Linked DNA regions of Mus musculus: region 2 is linked to region 1. The links are chromatin loops, found by intact Hi-C in ENCODE. Cell type or tissue: left cerebral cortex. All regions are shown on one strand.

Region 1 (5,000 bases):
TAAACGACTGATCGAAATACAAGAAAATTCCAACTCTCCTTTGAACAAAATCCAAATATTCATTCCTAGAAATCAAAGCCCAGTTTTATGCTTAATTTTTAATAAGTACAGAGGCTCCTCCTCCAATAAGTCACTTACTATAAATCTTAGATTCCATCTATGTTTTTCTCGATTAACTTATAAGGTAATGAAGTAGTCTTTCTTACTTTTTTGTATCACAAAATTATATAAAAACTACTTTCTGATCAATATGCAAGTTATTGAAAATCTGGTCAACTAATATTCACTCACTACAACATTCACATTTCAAGTTAATTCCTAAGTTCAAACATACAAAGTAAAATATTTTAAAGCAAAATATCAAATGCTGACACCCTTAAAATTTAGCACCCACATAAAAGGTAGACCCAGACAAATTCACAGGATCATCTAATGTATTAGTCTCTTATGTAAACAATATGAAAATATATCCTTCAACTTCAAACCCCCCTGGCTACTTAATACCATGCCCCAATTAATTAAGTAAATAGATATTCATCCTCTGTCAGGGTTTATATTTCAACCTTGCTTGTCATCTTCTTCATGAACAGGCAAGCCTCATTTTGGTGTAGCCTGTCTACTAGCCCAGCCTTTCTTGTATGCAGGGGTTCTCCATCAGCATCTATAATGCTAACAGCCCACTAGTAGAGCTAGCTGGCACTTCAAGCAGAACTGCATGAAGAATTATCACTTCTATGCAGGAGAGCAAAACCATTACAGGTATAAAGATGCCAAGTGGCAACACCCTGACCTCTACTCAGAAACACACACTCAAAGCAGGTGCATGTCAGGGCTCGAGGAGGAGAAGGGGTAAGGTGATCAGAGAAGCAGCCCCGGATTTCTAGTATAGTAGAGATATCAATTCTACTCAGACCCAATCCAGCTAAATTCACAGACATCAGTTTACCCAAAGGAAAAGTGGTCTCCCGTCCTTCAGTTGATTGACTCAGAGGGCATTCAGCTAAGCATAGCCAGGCAAAACCATATGCAAGATCTCTTTAAGCTATAAAAAAAAAAAAAAAGGTAGACTAGTTTCCAAAGAAATCAGACTCGGCTATGGCAAAGAAGCAGTCACTGAACATTTTCTTCATCTTATCTGCTCCTGGTGTTTACAAACTCCAGGCAATAGCCTTGGGAGCCTCCGGGGATTCGCTGAGTAACCCCGTCGGATCCTTAATTTAAATACCCCATTATCAATCTCTGCTGGTTTTGGCAGTTAAATAGAATCGACTGAGTGGCATGACATGCACAGAATGAATCCTTTTCAAGTTGTAAACGAGTGAGTCAGGATTCAGACTTGCCGAGATGCTCCAAATTAAAGCCCTTGCTATGATTCAGGCATGCTCTGTCTTACCGTTTATGCTGTTGTCTCTCTTGAGCCGGATTCACCTGGAACTCCTTAACATATCTCTAGCAATGTGTTTGCACCAAGCCAGCCTCAGACAGCAACTGAATTCACATCTTTCTGCACTAGCAAGCTGAAATGGTACGGCCGTACTACAACCAAGAAAGGGGGAAGCACAAAAAATTCCAGAGATCACCCAGAGAAGCTGATCTCAGTGGAGCAAGACCAAAAACAAAAAAACAAAAAAACAAAAAAACAAAACAAAAAACGTTTCAGAAGAGCACAAAGAACATGCTAACAGTCGGTCTTGAAAGCTTTAATAGGTCAATTTTTTTTTTCCCTAGAATGATCTCTTTTCTTCCTCCAAACACGATGGACTTGCCTGTGGGGTTCCCAGGAAGGCAGAGTGAGCGGGCTCTGCAGCAGCATTGCAGCCAGAGGAACCACGCATATGCTGTCCAGGCAATCCACTACACCCTGTCTCTCCAGAAAGATATTGATTTGCAATGCAGTGCTGCTTCAAAAGCATACAGAACGGGAGGCAGACAGCTCGCGGTAATTGCACATGAGGAAAAACATTTAATCAAAGGGATGCACTTTATCCTGCTCAATTCAATTTTTAAAGGCACTAGAGAAAGCCAGAAAGTATCCTGAGTGACAGTGCCATTAAATCATCATCTGAGGTCCTAGAGAAGGCCAAGTTTAGGCTACCAGCGTTCATGTTACAAATGCTTGGGAAATGGTTTGATGTGTCTATATGCATAACGTTTGTCATATGTAAATGAGGCATAATGAGGACTCTAAAATTACCATGCACCAAATGCAGGAGGTTAGATTTTTTTTTTTTTTTTTTTTTTTTTGCACAGGTGTAGCACTTACTGAACCAAAGTGACAGTTGCATAATTATGAGCCTGAAGAATTACTGATGGGCTTAGGACCCATGACAGCATCAAAAAACAAAACAAAACAAAACAAAAATCCAAAAAACAAACAAACAAAACAAAACAAAACCCTGCAAACCAGGGCATGCAATCTTTAAGTAAATTGTGCCAAGTCATGCCAGAGGGTACTGGGTGGCAAAGGAAAACTAACTGCTACTCTCTTAGCGCCCCCTACAGGAGAGAGGCTGATCTCTCCCTCATACTTGAACTAGGATTTTCTATGCCTGGAAAGAGAAGCACCATGGTTCAAAAATTAGAGTAAGGTACAGCAAAACTGAAAAATAACTTACAGAAGAAATTTTAAAATAACATGGTAATCTATAATTATAAATATTCAATTTTATGGTAAATTTAGTAATGAGAGACGGTAACTACTGTGCTAATGGTGAGTGGCCAGTACTCCCCAGGCGCTGGGCTTGAGTCTGTGTGTTGCCAGAGGCTGAGGAAGAGACCATTCACCCATCACAGCCCAGTGGATACAAATGAAACACTTCTCCTTCATAAGACGTCATCCTCATCACTCCAAATATCACCTGAGAAATAATCAACTTGATTTTTTTTCTGCAACATGAAAGAAAAAATAAAATATAAAAAAATAAAATTTTCATTTAAATAAAAACTATTATGTGCTTTTTTCTTTATCAAAGCTAAGAAATAAACACTTTTGGGGGAGGGGTGCGTATGCATAAATATGCTTTGGCAAGCCACAAGTCAAGTTCAGATGCTGTTTCTCGGAAGCTGTCCACCTTTTTTTTTCCCCCTCAGTTTCTCACTGGTCTAAACCATTTCCCCAGAGCTAAGGTAATAAAACCTCATGTGCTGCCATGCCAGGCTTTACACAGGTTCTGGTATTGCATGGCAAACACTTTTCTGATGAAGGTAGCTGCCCACCCCAAGTTTTTCCCTAATATCAGAAAGTATTTTAATTGTGTGAACCACGTGCCTGAAGAGTAGTGGTCGTCCAAAACATCTTTAAGGCCTTGAGATTCTCGATAGGGTTGCTCATCCTTCCAATGCACAAACTCTTCTTTGGCAAAGCCAACACTGCTTCAAATCTGAATCATGTAGGATTTAATTATCTGTCACATCCTAAAATGCTCTTTTATTATTGCTACTGTCCCCATTTTAAGGCTCTGAGTACAAACCATGCCAATCACCGGCTTTTTTCATTACTCTGTAACACAAAGCGAGGCCTCTAAAAACATTGATTAATTCTTAAACTAACTCATCAATTTTTCCCAACTCCATGTTTTGGGTCTAAAATTATCTTAGGTAAACTCCTTCCCACAATTCAATGCTTAGGTTCCATGTCAGCTTAGTCACTTGGCCACAACAGTTCTTATGGTTTGTTCTTCCTGAAACTGTGGGTGAACTAATGTGGTATGCAAAGGGTTAATGCGACAAACCATAAAAATAACAAAACAAAACAAAACAAAACAAAACAAAACAAAACAAAACAAAACACCTCTCTATTTACTCCACAAGCATGCACTTGTATACACAGCACTGTGAACAGCTACATACATTCTCTACATCCAAGGAACTAAAGGAATGATGACAAATAAAGTGCCTACTATTCACAAGGACCTGAGACATATAACAGGTCATATTAATGTCTTAACATTACAGACATATAAACGCATAGCAAGCAAGACATGAAATTATCTGTAATAATCAAATACCAAAATTAAATTTGCAAGTAGATTAGGCTAAATCTAACTCAAAAAGAAACTTCAGATAATGATTTCAAACACTTATAAAAGCTATCCGAAAATGATTCTAAATAAGTAAAACAAGTTATAATAATGTAATAAAACATGCTTATTATTCTTCTAACAGAAGGTCTCATTATGTAGCCCTGGATGGCCTTCAATGGTCCATGTCTGCCCTCAAACATTTCATCCTCATGCCCCAGACGCCAAGCATCCCTGGCGATGTAAGTTTTTGACATAAGCTCCCTGCTGTATCTCAGGAGACTCTTTAGAGTAAGTAACATAAATCTGAGGAGCCTGGGCTCTGCTTGGATGGGAAAAGCACGTGAGCAGCCACGTGAAGCCTCAGCCGGAAGCTGGCTGAGCCGATGGCCAAGCACAGTGGCAGCAAGAAGGTTCAACAGTAGAGCTTAAATGGTCGTGTGTCGCGTACCAGGAAATCGGGCATTTTATCCCATGGGAAATGGTGGTTGCCTTGATTCAAAATGTCCATCTTAAGGGAATTATAGACAGATAGTGGGCTAGGTGGGGCTTTTCAGTTTTTAACAAGGAACTGGTATAGAAAATAAATCTGGACAAGGAGGAAAGGGAAGACATTCTGGAAGCAAGGACAAATTTCTGGACAAGACCGTAAAGAAGGCAACGGAATTAGGGGGTGGACAGATAAAGAGGTGTTTCAATGCTTGCTATTGACTGGACTGGACATGAGGCCCAGTAAAATGGGGGGAGCTCAAGTTTAGTCCTGAAATTCTAACATCACAAGGAGAAAGTGGGGGCATAAACAACCAACGGATACGAAGGAAAGGCGGCCGGTGGAGAGGAAGAGGTGTTCTGGCAAAGGCATGTGTGCGTTCATGCTCAACAGCACACGGCTTGCTACATGCCTTCACTCATTCCCCTAATATCTGGGGTGAACCAAGGTGCTAGTCCACCTACTTCTAAATCAAAGGAAAATGAAGCCAG
Region 2 (5,000 bases), 150 kb before region 1:
TTCCTACAATGATACAGGTTTTTAAAATTCATTTAGCAATAAAAGGATAGAATCATTTTCTTTCTCTAGCAGTAACTGTTGAAGCTTATATTTTATACAGAATGAGTGAGTTCTTTCTGCACCAATGCTTGCTCTATGGAGCTTTCTCATGACGGCATTTGCTTCACCCACCAAAAATTTATGCATAGGTGAGTATAGGGTTTTTTGTGTGTATGTGTGTGTAAGTATGTAAGTATGAGACAAGTAGCTATCCCCAACAAGAGTATATTAAAGTATGTACGAATACATATGTATGAATGAATGCAAGAGTATATGTGTGTTTATGTGTATTTGCCTGTATAAAAGTTTTTCCTTTTGTGAGTATGACTCTCATCTCCGGGTTCAACAAAAGTTAATTGCTCCAAACCATCGTCCTTCCTTGTCAGTGAGAGGCAAGACTTTTGGTCAAGAGATGAAGGAGCCCTAGCAATTGGCCCTTTACTTAATCCCTGGCTGTTAAGCAACATTATAGAAAGCATCCTCTTCTCTTGCAAGCCCAAGTCTTCCCCCACCAACGCTCTTTCCCCTCAGCTGCTTCAGAGAGGACCCAGAACCAGTGAGCTAAGCTGCCAGCACCTAGTGACCCCAGGTCTCTAGACAAAGAATGGAAGGGAATGGTGGGCCTATGGGGTAAGGTGTTCAGACAAATATGGGAGGTGATAACAGCTCCAGATATTTCCATTAGTTAGACAAGTGCTCACTTAAAAAGAGAATATGGTCTCTTACACGCGTTCGCGACCGGCCAGGAAAGACGCAACAAACCGGAATCTTCTGCGGCAAAGCTTTATTGCTTACATCTTCAGGAGCCAGAGAGCAAGAGAGAGAGCAAGAGAGCAAGAGCTCTATTGCTTACATCTTTAGGAGCCAGAGCGCAAGAGAGCAAGAGAGCAAGAGCTCTATTGCTTACATCTTTAGGAGCCAGAGCGCAAGAGAGCAAGAGCCAGAGCAAGAGAGAGAATGGCGAAACCCCGTCCCTTTTAAGGAGAATTATCCTCCGCCTAGGACGTGTCACTCCCTGATTGGCTGCAGCCCATCGGCTGAGTTGTCGTCAAGGGGAAGGCAGAGCACATGGAGTGGAGAACTACCCTTGGCACATGCGCAGATTATTTGTTTACCACTTAGAACACAGGATGTCAGCGCCATCTTGCAATGGCGAATGTGAGGGCGGCTTCCCACAATGGTCTTCCTCTCTGTGTGTCTGCCACACTCTCTAAGATCCTTTAGTGAAAACTTACTGTATTGTGAAACTCATGTGCATACAAACACATTCATAAGCACACACACATCCACACTTCTGTTCTGTGGAATACTGAAATGAAATTAGAGATAATCTGCTACAATGTTAGTATGAGGCACATATAATCAAAATCTTGCTGTAGCCCGTGGGATGAAAGGCTGCTCATTGGCCTCTTACAGATGCTATTATCAAAAATAAGAAGGATGAAATGTCCTTTGACCCCTTAAAATTCAGCCGTCAACTCACAGTACTCTTCAGTGGGCTGAAATCTGGTTTTGTGTTTATAAATAAAGACCATTTGTCTTTTACTTCCCGCTAATAAATACTCTAAATAATTACATTCTCTCCCATAGCTCATTCTTTTAGCAATGTTGACTTTCTGTTCTATTGTTAGATTTAGATGGCTACCCTCAACGTATTCTTAAATTTCTAACTAGATAACTAGCACTGTCGGTCATCCCTGCTTCTGTTCTGTATCCAAGAAAACTAGAGAGTAATAAAGAAGGGGAGAAAAGAGAATAAACTTGAGCTTCCGGATGCTGCTGGCCATGGAAGAAACAGGGATGGCGAACTGGATATCCAAGATGGAAAGCAGGTTATATAGCAAGGAAAAATGAAATCTCCACCAAACGAAAAGCTCGCGCTTAGCAAACAGTTGTCATGATTGACTAGCCTTTTAGATTCTGGATTATGAAGTGGGAATGAAGCATGGGCATCTGTTGAGGATTTAAATCTGGATTGTATGTGGTAGCTAGAAAAGAGTAAATTACACACTGAACCAGGAATTTAACTCAGAATATTGAAGCTCTGACTCAGAAAAAAAAAAAAAAAAAAAAAAAAAGAAAAGGAAAAAGAAAAGGCTTCTTAGCGATATAAAAGAAGAAAGTTCAGTGCCAAAAATATATTTCTCTACAACATGAACAAATATTTCTACATACACCACCATCATACAACCATTGAGACAAGCCATAACAAATGACAATTAGCAAGGATTAATATTCCTCCCAAATAAAAATCTTAATAAAGATACACTGTAGATCTTGTTTATACCTCTAAAATTTTAAGGTCTGGGTGGTAATATAGCACTGTTAACTTGATTATCTTCACTCTCATGACCTTTGTCACATTTGATAAATTCTTAACAATAGATGAATAGCAAATTGTTGGATGCTTCACAACATTAACCTGAACAAAAATTAACGAATTATGCAGTGATTTCTGTAATTCAAGTTTAAGAATCATCCATGATGGAACTTTCTAACAATAGATGAGGTTCCAATGTAAGGATGACAAACAGAAAAAATATCCACTTTATATTCTGTCAATCCATACATTGACATATTTTAGATGCTCCAAAGCAAATAACAGCTACATTAGCATGGTAAAACACAAAGGGACAGATGTTCCCAACTCAATGAAGAGCGTCTAGAAGCAATACTGTTGATGTATAGAAGTGTCAGGGGCAGGGACACTAAGACATGAGAAGTCTATATCTAGACATCTCTGAAATGAGAAATTAATTGAAAGTCCTCAGTAGCTACCTAAGCCTCAGATTAATCTTCCCACTGTTTACAGATAGGCCCCTTTCTAAAATGCAGATAAGGCATCAGAACCAACAAACCAAGTAAGATTATAGGAATCCAAAGTAGGAATACTAAGTGTAGCTGATCCCCTAATCATTTCCACAGGATTCATCACTGGGCTTTCCTTACTCCTGACTCTATGGCCATGCTCTAGTGAATGGCCACACAACAAGTCTATGTGGGCAACACTATCTGAACTTTATAGGTTTAGAAAAACTGAGCACACCCAGTCGAGTGGATAAGGAAGAATAGCAGCTCTTAGGTGAGGTGGGATAGGGATATATAAAAATGATCATAATATTCTGAGTGAAAATCTCAAAAAATTAATTTTTCGAAGAAGTACTGGAAGAAGCTTTACTGGCAATCAAGAATATCAGGGAAGGTGGGTACCAACAGCCAGAGCACCTCCATAAGTTGGAGTACTTCTCTTTTATGCTGAAAATCAGAGGCTACCTGCTACTGACACACTGTGAGATGTCAATCAGACTGTTCTGTACCAAGTATCTAACCAGTCTTTCAAATTACACAGCAGCCATAGCAAACTACAAGAAAAAATTATAAATAACAGGGGAAGATAGGTCCACTAGTATTCATTACTACTGTTAGTATTTTCAGTGGATAAAACATGCTATTGTAGCTTTAAAATCAAAAGAGCATTCATAAATGGAATATATCATAAATGGAATATATCACAAGTGCCTAACACTAGAAATTTCAAAACATGAAAGCTTAATTAAAATATGTAAAACATAAAAATGAGAAAATTTCCAGTAACCCCAAGCCAAAGGAAAAGAGAATCAAAAGCAGCATAAATAAAAAAAGAAGATTAAAATAAAAAATAAAAAATAAAAAACTTGAAAAGCAACCCAAAGGTCAGATATTTAAATCCTACAGAGAGAAAATATAGAGCATAGAGAAGATAAAAGGGAGAAATCATTTTAAAACCTTAAAAAATGCTTAAAACAGAAATATATTCATTAAAAAATATTCAACCCAGCAGGACTCAGATGAAACTCGAATGGTGATTCTGAACAGCCATCATGTGCACAATAAGCAGTGGGGATAAGTGAAGAAAATGTGAAGTAGAGACACATATATCTCACCCAATCTTAACCTGGGGATGACCTCAGAAAACTGTTTAGTAGTCTCTCAGAAAGGGAAAGCTATGCTAAAAAATAATTCAGCAATTTGACCCAAAAGAATGGAAACGGGCTCTCAGAAGGCATGTAATTACATAAATGGCCACACCACCAGTACTTATTCACAACAGATAGAAAGTGAAAAAATGTGTACCAATGGGTGATTGAATAAGCAAGACATGATGGAATACTACTCAGCTTTACAAAAGACTGAGTACTGATAGACTCTACAGGACGGGGGAGCTTACATTACTCAGTGGTGTTACACAAGGGATAGAAGCCACAGAGGAGGTCACACATTAGCATGCCTCCTGTTGCATGAACTGCTCAGGTAAATCTCTAGAGACATGAAGTAGATGAGTAGTAACCAGGAGTAGTGGTGTGGTGATTTCACAACTGTGAAGGCACTCTTGGCTCGCTTACAATACACTAGACAGTGGAAATAAGTCTATGGCTGAGAGTGTTTTACCAATCACTGAACTGAATACTTCAAAGAGTGAGTTTGCAGTGTGGGTTATGTTATGTTACAGCTATTACACAGCGATTTAAAACTAGGCTAGTGAGATGTCTCAGTGGGTAAAGGTGCTTGTCACCCAAGTCTAACTAGCTGAGTTTGTTTTCTCAAGTTCTCTAATGGTCACATGTATGTGCTATGACATTGCAAGGATGTTCATGGACACGCATGTGAATTCACACACACACACACACACACACACACACACACACACACACACACCACACAAATTCATACAATGTACACAAAGAATTAAAATAATTTTAAAAAAATGAGACATTGTGAGATTCCACGATGAAAAGATGGACCCAGTGAAATTGCAGCTGCACTATGGTAACTTTTTTTTGCTTCTACATAAAACAACAGAATATTCAAGTTGAAGAGAAGTCATTAAATAGAAGTAATGGCAATTAGACAAACATGGAGCACCCTGCTGAAATTCTAATGGAATTATTCCCAACCAAAATCACCATGCTCAGCTAGCATGT

Evidence for each region. A loop is a pair of places that touch in the nucleus more often than their neighbours do. Peaks named below come from ENCODE experiments on the same cell type or tissue, not always from the same donor. Only the 100,000 strongest peaks of a DNase experiment are listed, where the experiment ranks them.
Region 2: a loop joins it to region 1, with 2.1 times the contacts of the local background. A loop is called at or near these places in 2 of 42 quality-filtered maps.

The regions. Positions count from the first base shown.
Region 1 is chr5:5,264,187-5,269,186 of GRCm38, forward strand. The region is part of intron 2 of Cdk14 (cyclin-dependent kinase 14); the gene reads right to left. Among named protein-coding and RNA genes, the nearest start is that of Gm30151, 100 kb to the right of the region's middle. In left cerebral cortex, a CTCF peak has its summit at 2,493 (motif pointing left); DNase peaks (open chromatin) are centred at 772, 1,447, 1,830 and 2,494; H3K4me3 peaks cover 2,468 bases; H3K27ac peaks cover 2,615 bases.
Region 2 is chr5:5,117,931-5,122,930 of GRCm38, forward strand. All of the region lies in intron 6 of Cdk14 (cyclin-dependent kinase 14), which reads right to left. Among named protein-coding and RNA genes, the nearest start is that of Gm30151, 250 kb to the right of the region's middle. In left cerebral cortex, no CTCF peak of the experiment used is centred here; a DNase peak (open chromatin) is centred at 1,963.